Linked DNA regions of Mus musculus: region 2 is linked to region 1. The links are chromatin loops, found by intact Hi-C in ENCODE. Cell type or tissue: gastrocnemius. All regions are shown on one strand.

The links. Peaks named below come from ENCODE experiments on the same cell type or tissue, not always from the same donor. Only the 100,000 strongest peaks of a DNase experiment are listed, where the experiment ranks them.
Region 2: a loop joins it to region 1, with 2.0 times the contacts of the local background. A loop is called at or near these places in 5 of 42 quality-filtered maps.

The regions. Positions count from the first base shown.
Region 1 is chr4:150,461,361-150,469,360 of GRCm38, reverse strand. It overlaps Rere (arginine glutamic acid dipeptide (RE) repeats), which reads right to left. Exons shown (of 23, transcript NM_001085492.1): 5 at 561-666. Gm52709 (a long non-coding RNA gene) reads left to right here and starts at 1,932. Exons shown (of 2, transcript XR_003955312.1): 1 at 1,932-5,740. In gastrocnemius, a CTCF peak has its summit at 3,380; DNase peaks (open chromatin) are centred at 3,382 and 6,797; H3K4me3 peaks cover 518 bases; H3K27ac peaks cover 1,161 bases.
Region 2 is chr4:150,403,239-150,411,238 of GRCm38, reverse strand. Rere (arginine glutamic acid dipeptide (RE) repeats) reads right to left here. Exons shown (of 23, transcript NM_001085492.1): 2 at 4,575-5,043. The coding sequence starts at 4,899. Among named protein-coding and RNA genes, the nearest start is that of Gm52709, 60 kb to the left of the region's middle. In gastrocnemius, no CTCF peak of the experiment used is centred here; no DNase peak of the experiment used is centred here; H3K4me3 peaks cover 736 bases; H3K27ac peaks cover 1,872 bases.

The sequences.
Region 1 (8,000 bases):
GAAATTCAGTAACACAAGCCTCCGATAAAACAAGGAACACAACCTCACAGGGTTTTAAATACTGTCTATCACTAGGTCAAACACAGGAGCTTCAAGAATTATATTACTGCTATTTTTTAAAAAAAATGTATTACGATGTGCTTAGAGGTTTTTCCCCTCAATATTTTTGTTTTGGTATTTTCTTAAAGATTTAGAAATTATGTATCTGTATGTATGAGTGTTGTGTGCACTGTGCATCCATGTAGGCTACAGTGACTGGATCCCCTGAAACTGCAGTTATAGGCTGCTGTGCGCTGACTGCTGTGGGCGCGGGGAACTGAACGTGAATCCTCTCCGGAGTAGTCAATGAGCTGGGCCTCCAGGCCTCTCTTTTACTGTTTGTTTTTAAGGAAAATGAAAAATAATGCAAAAGCAAGGGCGAGAGGACCCAGCGATGCTCTTTATTGCAAGTTCTTTTGAGAGAAATTATACCAGAAGTAATATCCACTTAACTGATGTTTTTAAAAAGAACTTTAGCAAAGCTATGAGTTACAAGTACATCATCACAAGGGCACACGTACCGTTTTCATTATGCCGATCCTGAACCAAATGCTGATAGACAGAATCTGGGACTTCAGACTGACGGTAGTACCATTTGACGTTCATGAGTAGATGGTCCCTCTTACTCTGAAAAGGAAAATCTAACAGCGTTAGGAACAGGTTTCAGGTGCCTGCAAGTGCACATCATACCTACGACCAAAAGCCCTGCAACGGTGGACAGGCAGGCAGCAGGAACAGGACTAACAGCAGAATCCCCTGCCCCAGGCCCCAGGCCCTCAGATCGGAACCCTGCTGCAACCCTGCAACTGCTCATCTCAGAGACAAGACACCTAGGTCTTGAAGCTTCTCAGTGTGACTAATTCATTATTACATTTTCCCTTAATGGTAATAAAGATCACTACATTAGAACGTACTTCTACCTTAATCCTTAACCATTTTGGTAAATAATAATAGCCAGAGCACATTACTGAGGCATATTAAAAGTAACAAGCTAGAAAGAACTTACCCAGAGACACCTGACAGTCTCTTCCCCTCCAAGGTTTGCCTGTCACAAACTGTCTCAAATTCTCCCTTCACTGTGGGCCACAGAACTGTATGGAAGTCACTGCTGCATGCCAAAATGATGAAGCACACCACGCACAGTAGGTGGTGATGAGAATGTACACACAACAATAGGACCTGCCTCATTTACCTCTGATCCCAGAATAGAATAGCTTATGCATTACTGCTGGAAAAGAAACAAAACAAAACAAAGACCCTCCTGTCCATCATTGTCCTAGAAACTAAGCATATAAAAGTTAACTTTGTTTTCTCCTCAATCACTAGCTAAGACAGTGGCCATTGCCTCTTCTGTTTGAAGGCTACAGGGTACAGTCTGGAGTCAACTACTTGTATGTTAGGTTGTGAGACAGCTCAACCCAGGGAGCCCTTCTGTTTCATGACTACCTGAGGTAAGGCAGTAATGTCCCTCTGGATAGCTTCTAACTTCTCAGAAGCTCAATGGCCACAAATATAGTGGCCAAAGCTCAAAAAACGCCTCATATTTGTAAAGAAGACAGATGAATTCTGAAGTACACCAGGGACCATCATTAATAAAGGAAGACATATCTTGGTTTACTGAAGGGACCAATCTAGTCTGCATTACAGGACCAGCAAGGGCAGGCAAAAACTGCCTTAAATGTCAATATAACTGAGAATGCAGAGTATTGTCCCACAGTACATACCACACAACCCACGATTCTTTGCATCAACTATTAAACAAGCATGGCTATAGGAAAAGGGCACTGCCTATGGGCTCACATTAAGCAGACCATGCACACAAAGGATAGGCACGATGTATAGGCCTTAGGTTTTAGCATTCATATTTTTACTCTGAAAAGTTTACTGGAAAAAACATTAGTCTGTACTGTTTATTCTACAGAAGAAACATTGATGACAAACAGTATGAGAAGGTCACAGAAAAAGTGCTGAAGTCATTGTTCAAAGAAAGGAGCAGCCCCCTTCTGTGGGAGACCATGACACAGCTGTGTATCCTGAGGGAAGATGGGAGAGATGCTTTCTCAGCAAAAGTAGAGACCAGAAAGACAGATGGAGTCGGATACCAGCATGTAGCACAGAACACTCCATGTTCGTGCTGAGAAGTTGTTGAACCCTAGCCGCTGTCTGACCACTGGGGTTTGTTTGTTTGTTTTTAACTCAGCTATGACCACAGACAAAGGGACTCACAGGTAGGATGTACCAGGCATGGCAAGCGCAGCTAAAGCAGCCAAAGAACAGAACACGTGACCACACCTGGCAGAAGGCTCAGTCTGCCAAGACCCACGAGAAACACTTGTCCTTCCATTTTATCCCGAGGGGAGAAACTTAAGACCATGACTGAGACAGTCACAAGCTCACCACGTTTGCAGCGCTGACACATGCCTGATGACTCCGTCCCCTTGCCACTGTTAAATGCTGCACCTTCCCTAAGCAATGGCAGGAAAAATGTCTTTAAACATTGCTAACTACGTGTGTGTGGACAAAATGAAGTCAAAGTACTTGAAAAACATAGACTTAAAAGATTTGTATCTGTTTTATTTAGGGTTTAAACACTAACAAAACAAAAAACAACAGCCAGAATGATCACATGAAACCTGGCCCAAGCACTATGGAACAAAGGACACAGTTCGCTAGACAACACAGGAAAGCCTGTCACCATGGACCCCCAATGTCACACCATGTGTGTGGCTCTGGCCACGCTCTAAGATTCTGGGTTTTGTCCTGGAAAATGAGAATAATTTAAAGAACTTGTAAGAATGGAAAGAGAGCACCTGAAAGCAGGTGACTGCTTAAGGAAAGGCCCATCGTCTGTCAGGAACCTGTGTGGAGAGGCTGGAGCCGGTCTCCCTGCAGATCCCGAGAGCTCTGTGGAAGGGGTGGCGCTGACCTCCAGCAACCTTTCCAGGCTCACAATGATGAGTACTTCCCAGAGCAGCTGGGAAGGCAGGTGACCAGCCGCTCCCTCAACCCGGCTCCAATATATAAGCATCCACACATTTCTGCAACACTTGTAAGACGCACGAAAACATGAACTCATCAGAAGACTCTTTGGAGTCAATGACTGGCAACTGTAAATTGTTTTTTTTTTTTTTTTTCTGAACCTAGCCAGAGATATACTGGAAACTTAGTTAGATGTGCTATTTCTACATTACTAGTTACCAACTGACGCACACATGCCCACTGATTCCATATAACAAAACAACAAAAACAAAAACAAAACACCTACTCTGGCTTGCTTATAAGCAGACCTGTAACTCTGAAAAACCTCCTAGAGCTCCTGATGCAGTCTTGCCCATTGGCCAGGGGGCGGCAGTATTGTGTCAAAAACATAAACACTTCCACAACTATAGCAAAACAAAGGTAGAGTCAAATGAAAGAAAAAGTGAAGGGATGGAAGGTCAGTCGATTCCTAGGGTCTCTCCATGTTTATAACTGTATGTCTCCCACAGAACAGGACCAACACACAAAATGTAACTACAGTGTGTCTGTCTCTTCACTGACTTTACTTAGTGTTACCATCCGAAGGGTTACATCTTCTCTGGAGGACACTGCTACTGCAGCAGGAGCTCTCAGGTCAAAGGCCACAGCACACTGGGGGTTGCTGGACATTAATAATGGGAAGGCCTCCTCTGATTCCTACTCTTTATAAGTTAACAACTTGCTCAAAAACACCAAAAACTAAAACCAAAAAATAAATCCAGGAATCATATGGCTTACCAAACTCCCTGGGTCTGAATCCTTGTTACAATGCCCTAAGCTCCAACTCTGCAAATAGCACACAGCCTCAGCTTTCCGTGCCGCCCTCACTGGCTGGGAAAACTGGGTCCATTCCTATGAAAGCTGTCGCTATTCTGCAGACACAGGCTTTCCTTTTCTCAGACTCAAGGCTCTGGAGCTGTGGGCTTCATCACTTTAAGAACTCTAAGATGGGCTGGAGAGATGGCTTAGCGGTTAAGAATACTGACTGCTCTTCCAGAGGTCCTGAGTTCAAATCCCAGCAACCACATGGTGGCTCACAACCATCTGTAATGGGATCTGATTCCCTCTTGTGTGTCTGAAGACAGCTACAGTGTACTTACATACATAAATCTAATTAATTCCAGGAGCAGATCAAGTGTTTCTAACAGTGTGCTCACTATTTATTTACTATTGATACAACTGAACACAAACATAAACCTCACATAAATTTATCACCTTCACTAAGTCCCGAACTAAGAAGAGACACTTCCAGGATGAAGGTACCCTGGGCAGTATTTCTGAAGAAAAAAAGACACAGTAGGAAGTAAAGACTTTCCCATTCACTATCTGAGATTCAGACAAAAATGAAGGTCAGGAGGTCAGACACCACAGAGCTAAGCAACCCACCAAAGACAGGTATGGCTATTTGCTGGGTTGGGCGAGGGGTGTGTGCCCACAGGCTATCACTGGACTTACTGTTCTTCAACTCTTTGTCCTGTTTCCACTGCCAAGTGCAAGCCTGCAGGTGCATGGCATGATGCTTGGCTGTGTTGTCCTTAATAGTAAAGACACATGGATGGCATATACGCAAAGAGATTTGAAATGTGAGACAAACACAGCAAAGTAAGGCCATCTGCCACTCACAGCATTCTTGACTGGCATGGTTAATACGCGGTATCTTGAGTGGCTAAAGGATAGACAGCAATGTACTTCAGCTGTGAGTGTCTGTACAGGTACCTTTGGAGGCCAGTGAGTGAGTGACCTTAACAATGGCAGTGTGAACCCATCAGCTTAAGGCCTGTACAAAATAAGTGCAAAGCAAAGGCCAATCCTGGAGCTGAGAGGGTGGTGACCTCAGCTCCACAGCATCTACAGCTTCTGACTCTCAAGTCCCCAGAGCCGCTGAGCTATGCTACTCGCTTCCCCAGGTCTCCAGTGTGCAGGGGGCCCAAGGTAAAACCTCATTACTTCCATAATGGTGGGAGCCATCCCTACCACACCCTGCCCTACCCACTTCTTATTGGTTCTGTCTCTCTGGAAGATACTGACTAATGTACTAAATTAAACACAGGCTTTGAAAAAGTCCAAACTTTGGGCTGTGAGGCTCAATTTTACAGGATAAGCAACTAAAAAGTAATTCCCATATAAATATTATGTTTACTCCAGGAGCTACAGTCATACCAGATAAACATAATCACAAATTTTCTATTTGATCCATAGAATCTCTCCCATTACAGGGAGAGAAAATGTTTTGTTCACAATCAACTTAGTAGGAAGCTGCTTGGTTTCCCTAAGTTTCCACCAAAGCTTGACTATTTTAAGAACTTCTTTTATCAAAACTCAAGCTTTAACAAGTTTAAATTTGCCATCTTATTAATAACTGAGCGGCAGTTGACAGTAATGGTGACACCCAAGTAGAGGAACAAAGAGGGAAGTCACAGGACTCCCTAACACCAGCTACGGGGTGTAAAGCAGAGGTGGAGAGTTGGGGTTCTGCCTGAGAATGGACACACAGGCTCAGACATTGGAAGGTCCGGTTCCCAGTGGGTGGATGGTTTAGGAAGGGTTAGTAGGTGTGGCCTTCTTGGAGGTGTGTCACTGGGGTTGGGTCTAGCCTCTGCCCCCCTCTGATACAGTACACAGCACCCCCTCAGCTACTGTCCAGTGCCGTGCCTGCTATCGCCGTGGACAACCCTCTGAAACTGTGAGTAAATGTTCTCTTACATAAAGTAGTCATGGTGTCTCTTTACAACAATAGAACAGTGAAGACACCTTGACCGCAGGGCATGGAAACACTAGAAGGTATACAAGCTGAGTCTGACATCTCATGATCACAGGGTCACATGATTTTAAAAACTAAAATGACCAACTCACGGCTAAAGATGTATCTCAGAGACTACTCTTAAGTTTGATGGCAAAATATTCTGAAGATTTGTATTGGTCAACACTGTTTTATGTCCTCAAGTTTCTTAATCCCAGGGAATCAGTCTTTCTGATACAGGTTCTCTGGCTGGCCTGGAGCTCACTATGTAGACCAGGCATGCTGGCCTCAAAATCACAGAGATCCACCTCCCTCTGCCTCCTGAATGCTGAAATTAAAAGTGCCACCATACCCAGGCATTGAGTAAAATCTTAAAAATTACTGAGGCCCTCCCCCCAATTTCTTCCTCTCTTCTCCCTCTCTTTCCTCTCCTCCCTCTCCTCTTTTCTTTACTTTCTTCCTTCCTTCTCTCTTTCAATGTGTGTTGGTGTTTTGCCTGCATGTATGTCTGTGTGGGACTATCATATTCTGGAGTTACAGACAGTTCTGAGCTGCCATGTGGGTGCTGGGATTTGAACCCAGGTACTCTGGAAGCCATTGAGTCATCTCTCCGGTCCCCAGGGTTAATTTTTAAATTAACAGAGGCCAAGGGAATCAGATGCCTTTGTAACTGGAATGACAGATAAGTGGGAGCCACCTGCTATGGTGCTGGGAACTGAATTTAGGTCTGGGAGAGCAAGGTGTGCTTAACTACTGAGCAATCTTCCCAGCCCTGGTTTTGTTTAGAGACAGGTTCTCACTATATAACTAACTTTGGCTGTCCTGAAACTCCCTGGCCTCAAACTCACAGGGATCCACTTGGCTCTACCTCCTGATCCTTGAGATTAAAGGTGTGTGCCACCGCGGTCAGCAAGACTATACTTTCAACAAACCAAATTCAGAAAATGAACAGTACTTTTAATTTCACTTTCTTCTGGAGCTGGAACATTTGGCCCCCTGCCACCAGTCACATCGACTTTAAAGGAGCCTGGCAACATTGCCCGGTTCCAAGAGCTGAGCCTCCTGTTCTGCTGCTTTCTGAATTGTGCTTCAGGATAGTAGGCCTGGTTAACATGGGAAAATAACTTTCAGAGCAAACATTTGCATTTAAGACTTGCAGGGTTAGAAGCCACTGCTTTAAGTTAAAGTTTGCCCACATAATAACAGAAATCTAATTACAGCTAACACTCCTAACTGGTCATAAATAATTCAAATAGCTGGTTAAGAAATGAGAAAATCAGTAGAAACACTGAAACATTACATTTCCCATTTTATGTAAATTAGTTTTTCTTGTTTTAGATGTCTTAATTATATTTCTTTTTCCTACTTACTCAAATGAAAACAAAGACTGTAACCTCTAATACCTGTTGGTCTATTTATATAACTTTTCCATCTACACCATTTTTCTAATACAAACATGCCCTGGAAGCTTATCTCACTCCACATGTAGGACAACAAAGGGCCACTGGCTGCTGCAGAGGAGAAATGGAAGCAGGAAATGAGAAGGCTTTGTTAATCCCTGGGTAATCGATTAGTGTATTCACTCAAGTGTAAGCAGAGCTGGGAAAACGTTCAGTTCTTTTCTTTTCTTTTTTTTAAGTGTGGGGGTGGGGATGGCAATGGAGAAATCGAAGTGTCACAAACATTTTAAAATAGGGATTTTTGTCAAAAAACTTCATCATGTTCCAGCACTAATGTCTTAGAATGATTTTTTTCTTTGAAATCACTGTCCTCATTTTTGAAAAACCAGTTTTAATTTTAGGCTATTCTTTAATTATTGAGATATAATTTACATAAACTAAAATTACTTGTAATGCTGAATAAGTTTGAGTCATGCACCGAATTTGTGTTATCAGCCCAGACATAAGATGGGGGCCACTTCCATTACCACAAAGCCACAACTCAGAGCCACCACGGCCATGCTGAGACAGCTGGCCTTCAAGATTACTAGAAAGTGATGCCCTGATCCTCCGCTCTCCCACACACTTCCCATTTATAGGACACACCATTCTATGGAGCTGCTGTGCAGCCATCTCCACCAGGAACAACTTCAGACAAACCAAATTCCAGGTGAAGGTCAAACCAACTGTCAGGTAAAGATGTCTCTAGAAACTTCCAGAGAAGATTACTTACAGAAATAAGTGAAAACAACTGGCAAAAATAA
Region 2 (8,000 bases), 58 kb after region 1:
CCTCTGGGATCAAGAAATTTCAGGAGAACCAGAAGAAATAAAAGTTAATTAATATGATCTACAACTAAAAGTACATTATAGTGTGATTAAAAAATATGAATAGGGCCAGTAGGATAGCCACACAGCAGAGCTCCTACAGGACAAGCCTGAAAACTAGATCTCTGGGACCCACGATGGGAAAGAACTGTTTCCCAAAAGTTGTCCTCCAATCTGTCCATACACATGCTATGACATATGTGCCTCCTCTAATAACAATACATTTCAAAAAACACCCCAACAAAATTTCCCCAGCAGTTCTAAAACACAGCTGAAATAGATGCCCAGCCTGGATCACTCAAACACAGTCTCCCTAGGCACAAAGTTCTTCCTGCCTACCCAACCCTACAAACATGACCCACAGTACCATACAGGGTGGGTTTAGGAACAGGGTAGTTGCAGATATGATGCGTTTAGATGATGTAGGGTAGCCTGGTGTCTTCAAAAGAGGGAGGGACTTGGACACAGGGCAAAACAAGCAGACAAGAAGAATAGACAAGTGAAGACTAGATTTATGCTGTCACATCACAGAAGTTGGGATTGAGGCTTAGAAGTTTCTCCCTAGTTCCTTCAGGGGAACATGGCCCTGACAGTTACCAGTCTTGGGGTTTTAGCCTCAGTGTGCCTGGGTCTTGATAAAAGGGAGGGATTTGACAGACACTTGCTGACATTTAACCCACTCGGCCTGCAGTGCTGTGCTACCAAAGCCCTATAAACTACCACTGCTTCATTGCTTTCCTGCGCTTCCTCAAGAAGGCAAGGTCCCCAGCAGGCAAGGTGGTGCACACTTGCAATCCCAGGAGCAGTTCAAGGTCGTGGGGGTGGGAGTTACACTCAAGTACCAACTATACACAGGAAAGGACGAGGATGGTAAACTTGAGAGAATGGCCACACTTACATAAAAGCACCACCAACAAAACAAAGCATGGTCAGAGCCCTTGGGCTCCTATCAAGCTAACTCACGCACCATAGCCCGGACCCTACCAATCTCCTGACTTCAGGGATTACTGGGGCCTCTTTTGAAATGTCATATTAAAAGGAGTCATACATTATAAAACGTATGTATTTACTCAACTTCTTAAAGTTGTTATGTTTTTAACCACTATGTATGTTCTCACTTAATTCAAATGGACACCCAGTCTTCAAAATTTTGCCTCATTTGGATTATTCCCAGTTTAAATCCATGTACATCAAAAGAAACTATCACATCTCAATTCTCAAATATAAGTAAAAGAAAAATTTAAAAGGTGTGATGTAGATATAAACACAGACACACAGAAATGATAACATCTGTTAAGAAAATGTAGCAGGGTTGGGAATGGAAACCAATGGCACTGAGCTGGTGCTGCGGTGTCCTCGGGACAGAAGGTAGCAGGAGTTAGCAGGGATGTGCTGAGCTCCTAAGGGCAGAACACTGCCCCAGCAATGAAGAGGCAACAAAACCTCCATGTGGGACAATGAACAAACTTAAATCTTAAATTCTGATACCAATTTGCTCCTAATAAATAACCTAATAGAGAGAGAACTGGCCTCCTGGGGTAAGGAACACAACAGCCTCTCCTCAAAGGACTACTGCAGGGCTGGCTTATCTGTTTGTCTGGTTGGTTGTCTGGTTGTATTTTTTTGAGACAGGTTCTTGCTATGTAGTTCTGGCTGGCTCCAACTCAAAGAGATCCACCTGCCTCTGCCTGAGTACTGAGGTTAAACACATGTATCACAAACTCTCAGCCAAGGGCTCATTCTTAATAATACTTTAGGAAATACTTAAAAATTCAAAATTTCCACATATTGCAGCCAATTTAAAGATCTGTCCAAAACCTCCCAATCCCCTGAAGAAGTCCTCTGTGATGTTCTCTAAAACCACTAGGTGTCTGAGAGTCAGCTAAGAAGCCATGCACCATGCCTGTACTTCCAGTGTTGGGAAGTGGAGGCAGGAGGATCAAGAGTCATCTTCAACTGCCCAGAAATGATTCAACCCCAGCCTGAACTACAGGAGACTGTCTTCAAAAGTAAGAAAGGAAAAACAAAGGCAGATGTGCACATTAGCGCAGGCCTAGGACCCAGCTGCTCAGGAGACTGAAGCAGGAGTCACAAGTTCAAGTCTTGCTGAGGGAACTCAGTAGGACCCTGATTTGAAACTATAACTTTTTTTTTAAAAGAGCTTAGACTGTATCTCAGTGGTCGAGTAAAGGACCCCAAGTTCAGTCCCCACTACAAAGGCAACAGAGAACAGAGACACCAGGAAGGAAAGGCAGGGGCAGAGATGGGGGCAGGATGTGAAAGTCCATATGGGAATCTGGTCAGAACCCTACTCTTGACTTCTCAGTTGACATGAACCTGAAGAATGGGCAGTATTTAGCAAACCTCCATTTAGAAATCGCTTGGGAAATTTATCTACCTTGAAATCTAAGCTTCCCGGACCATTCAGTGGCAAGCACTTTACAAAAGGTCAAATGCTCACGGTGCCCAGCAGAGCTCAGATCATAGCGACTCCCTACAGTTTGGGTACTCTAGTCAGCTCTGTTTGTCAGCTGGCTCTGCATCTGTGAATCCAACCACAGATCCAACTAGGAACAGGCATGGTTCCAGCGCTTAGGAGGCAGAAGCAGGCAGATCTCTTGAGTTCAAGGCTACACTGTTCTGCAGTTGCAGGATAGCCAGAAAGAACTACACAGAGAAACACTGTTTGTGGGTAGGGGTGGGGTAAAGAGGGGCAGACTGGATGGATGGGAAGAAGGGAGGGAGGGAAGGAGGGAGGAAGAAAGGAAGGGATGGAGGGAGGACGGACAGAAGGAGGAAACCATAAATAGAAGGTACTATCTGTGAGGTCAGACACTGCCAACACAGCCACAAGAACAGCATTTCCATTGTCCTAAGAATCTTAATCTATCTATAACTGCAGTGTATACAAGAGCCTGGAGGGGCTGGGATACAGATCAGCAGTAGAACCTTGCTTAGTGTGTGTCACTATGTTTGATCCTCAGCACTCTACAAAAAAGTGACTTGGTATCCACAGATGTAGGCACTTGGGGAGAGGGTATGCACAACACATCCCAAGGACTTTATATGTAAGAGCCAGCTATTCTGTAATTAAGCCCTGAACCATCTCCTCCCACTTTTCTTTGAGAATATCAAGGAGAACTTCCTGACAAGCTGTAAAGGGGGCACTGTTTCCTTGAAGAAATTTGTTTCCTTCTAGAGTCAGCAGCAAAGATTGTCACAGCAGAGGCTGCAGCAAGTATTGTTAAATGTCTGTCCTGCTGTAAGATTTCTCAGAGTTAACTAATTATCCATCTCTCGTGAAGGGACAGTCTGCGCAGTATCTCCTGTAAGCACCTGACTCCTAACTTACTGGAATGTCCCTAGTGACACAATTTCCATCGTACATACGATGAGCAGAGCTGGTATTTGACACTGTATATTGCAGCGGACAATGAATCCAACAATCCATCCATGTTATGTATCAGGAGAAGGAAAACAAGTACAACTTCCCTTTGAAGTTGTAATCTACTCTAAACAACACAACACACGCTTTTCCTTTCTCGTGATTACAACAGAATGGGCAACTAGTGCTGTGATGTTCGTCTACAGTCCCTGTTTTCAGGAGGAGAGGACAAGAGATCACAGGTCTAACCCTACAGGGCTAGGTGACAGAGTGCTTTCCAGGTCTGCCCATGCTTATCAGACCCTCTATCTTAAGCCAAAACCAAAGCAAAGCAACAACAGCAACATAAATAAATAAACAAACAAACAAACAAACAAAAAATAAACCAAAACAAACAACAAAAAAGCCCTGTTAAATGGGCAAGCAAAGCCATAATGGTCTGGAAGACAGGGCGGCTGACATCCTGGTGGCCTGCTGCTGAGTCTGAATCAAAGAGAAGCATGCACAGCACTGGAACCCTCATGAGCTCCCTTCAAGTCCCCTCAAACACCCCATCATTGACAATTTCATGTCACACACCTTTCTTCTCAACTGTCAACCAAGAAAATTATAGTTGTAAACAGGAGTTTGTCTAACGCTGATTATTTTCTGAAAAATCAAAATAAACTCCTACATGGCTCCCCCAAAATGTGGAGCTTTCTACAAACAAATTCAGAAGCTGAATTCTTCGCAGTGAAATGACTATGCTAGGTTAATGACATCCTTTAACTCCGCTGTTGGGGAAACTCCAGACTGGGTGAAACTCCGGTGTGTTGATTAGACTTCCTATGAACTTCCTGTCCTGGTCTAGTACACTGAATGTCCAGAAAATATCTACTGAAAAGAATACAGAATACACACAGCTCAGTTGCTATCGTCTGCTGCCCCTGACTGCAAAGCTAAAGAGCACTACTTTCGTAAAGGCTTGTTTACCCAGGAGTGCTAAGTCTTGCTCTGCCTCGGAAAGGGGCTCCAAGTTCACAGACTTAATTTTGCTACCTCCGCTACTGTCTGCTCTTCTGGACTCCAGGTCTCCTCTAACAGCTACAGGAGTCTCCTACATGTGGGGGAGAGACCACGTCTCTCCCAAGCAGACACCACCTGCTGCTCTTACCTCCCGGTCTGTAGACAACGTCGTCCTCGGTGATGTAAGAAGTTATCTCACCAGTGTCTGTCCTCTCGTAGCGGGACTTTTTTTTCGGAGGTTTCTTTCTGCTCTTCTTGTTGGACTCCTCCGTGGTGGCGCTGTTGTTGTCGTTGTCTTCGTCCTCGCTGTGATCGCTCTCAGCATAGTTTTTGGCTCCTCCCTCCAAGGTACAGCTCCTGCGAGGCCTGGCATTCTCGCTCTCTCTTGCTTTGTCTCTTTTATCTCTTTCTCGGTCCCGATCCCGGTCCCGGTCCTTCTCTTTGTCTTTGTCTTTATCTTTGTCAGCTGTCATGATTCTCCACGTGCCTTCTTCTGTCCTCTCACGGCTAGGCCTCCGTGAAAGGTAGACAGTGAGCCTGGGCTTCAGTCTTCTGAATTTCTCACTCAATTCCAGGGAAAATCCAACCACTCCAACAACCCCAACGTTTCAAATATTCTAAGAGAGAGAGAAAGAAGGGAAGGTGTCAAATTGGCTTTTCTTTGATGCTTAAAAGTTTCCTCTTATTTTCTTCCTAAAATAACATTCTGCGTTTTAAAAAAAAAAAAAACAAAAAAACCTCAGAGCTGGAGAGAGGGCTCACGGTTAGGAGCGCTTGCTGCTTTGCCAGCGGGCAGGTGCTAGGTTCCTAGTTCTGAGCACTGCAAAGCAGCTTCCTCTGTAAGCTGTACCGTTTCCTGGAACTCCAGTTCCAGTGGACCCAGTGCTCCCTTCTGGTCTCTGAAGGCACTGACTGCATAAGGTGTGTATACACACATGAAGGAAAATACTGTTACATCTAAAATAAACACATGAACCCTTTATTCATTTAGTGCATTTGCTTTTATGTGCATATGTGTGCCTCCATGAGTTTATATACACCACTTGCACAAAGGAACCCACAGAGATCAGAAGAGGCTATTGAGTCTCTTGGAACTGGAGTTATAGGTAGTTGTGAGCTGCCATTCTTTTTTAAAAAAGAAAACAAAACAACTATTCTTGCTTCCAATACAAAAATATCTCAGATGCCACAGTGAAAAGGCCAGACCGGTGATGTACAATTTCACACAGACCTGAGCATTGCCACCTCACAGTGTGGAATTTGCTGCCTAACTTAAAAATAAGAACTGCTGAATGGTGAGTGCACATTAAACTTCCTAGACACTCACTGGTTTGACCTTTTTAAGGAAAAAGGAAAGTATGCCCTCATGAGTAATTGTACAAAATTAACTTCAACCCTGTAAATTTAAAAGGAAGGAACCTGTAGTACAAATTAATTCTGTGTAGAAAAAACAAAAAACAAAAAAAAACCAAAAAACCAATTTGCACAGCTGTGAGAAATGTTGCAGGACTCAGTGCACTGCATCTCAAGACTGCCTAACTCTCTAAATTTCCAAAGCTCTATTTAATATTAAAGAGATAAAAGCTTTGTTGTGCCTGTTGAAAAAAACCTAACATCAATCTCCAGTTTTTAGGAGATTATTTATTTATTAGGTGGTTTTCACACTTTTCCAAATTCCCACTATTAACAGTCTCCTGAATGAAGTTCTCCAAAACTAACCACAAGCCTTATGTTGAGAGTCTACAATGAAAAGAATGAATCTTAAACTCCAACCCAGAATAATTCCTGAAACTTTTCTGCCACGGGAAAGAGGCTTTACAGGTCAGTGTTAGAAATCCTAATAGTCGTTCATTTATTTCCCACAATCATCTGTCATCTTCCCTAAAATCTCATCTCATTTGAGAAACAATTGTTACTAAATATTGTCTAGGTGCCAGGTGCTTGGGACTAAAAATATTCGGCGAGCTCAGATCCCTGCCCTCCACCAGCAGCTGCAACAAAGGGAGGCAAGTGATCAGACTAAGAGCCATCTGCTTCCTGTGCTTCCAGGGCCAGATAGGAAACAACAAATGCAAACAAACAAAAGATTGGTCCTGTTTACTTAGCCTACGACAGATAAAGCAGTCTGCAGTTACTGCTTCAGATGCAGAGCGAATTTCTCCAGTCATGCCAAAAGCATAAAAATGATCACACTCTCCGCTCCAAAGCCCACAGATCTAATCTGTTATACCAGAAAAGCCCTCTCTATCATCACATCAAATATCCCCAGGAATTAATTCAGGAAAATGAAAATGTTAACCATCTCCAAGAAATGACTGTGCAATAGCATTGGCCTAGCAATAGCACTAAATGCAGAAGGCTTAAAGTATGGAACACAAACCTGATTACTTCTTTCCAGATAGAAAGCTTTTCATGTAGAAATTCAATTTTTAGCATATTTCAAAAGAGGGGAAACCCATCCTAGTGCTCATAAAAGTTTTGACGGGATGAATCGCCTTCTATGCACAAGGCCGATGGCATTACCAGGTGAAAGTATATAAAGAAATCTGTGGCCTCGCTCCTCACCAAGCAAGGCAATCATACAAGAACAGGGACAATGGATTAAGAACACTAGTTGCTCTTCTAGAGGACTGCAAGCTAATCGCCAGCACTCGTGTAGCACTAGTCCAGTCCCCAGGGAATCCAAGGCACTCTTCTAGCCGCTGGAGCACGGCAAGCATGTGGTGCACAGACACTCAAACACAGGCAAAACGCCCATGCATACAAAATAATAAAATAGAGCAAAACAAAATTTAAAAAAGGAAGAAGTCTATCAGCTAAACCCAGCAGTCAAAGCGTTCCTCTGACGTTGAAACCATCCCAAAGCCTACTTGACATCTACAGAGAAGATCTCAGCTTGGATTCTACCATGTAAGGCAGAACGCTTTTGAAGTTTAAGAAAAACAATGTTTTCCTGATTAGTGCAATAATTGTTCCAGTGGCCTGGAAAGGGAGAGGCCCAGTGGTTAAGAGTGCTCCCTGCTTGACAAGACCAGAGGTTCCCAGCATCCACACCAAGTGGCTCACAACCACTCAGGCCCCCGCTCCAGGGATGTGGTAGCGTCTTCTGGCCTCTTGGGCAACCGAAACAGCGTGTGCATAGAACCACCACCACCACCACAGGCATACATACACACTTAAAATAAACCATCTAAAAGTACTAACTGGGGCTGTTCTTCCAGAGGACACGGACTCGCTCCTCAGCACCCATAAGGTAGCTCCTAACCCTAAGTGACCTGATTGTCTCTCTCCTGCTCTTCTGGCCTCCACGGGGACAAGGTACAGAACTGCTGTGCACACACATCTCCTAGCAAAACACCCATATCTTTTTTTGTTTGTCTAAAGATAGTTTCTCCAAAAACACTGAATTAACAAACAATGTTACTTCAATTCTCAGAGATGATAAAGATAAATTCAAACTTTACTACTCACTATAAAATTATATGCTCTATTTACAATGAAAACAAATGCTTTTACAAAATTCCAAGAAAAAATCCACGCGCATAAAAAAATCCTGTGTGCACACACAAAGAAC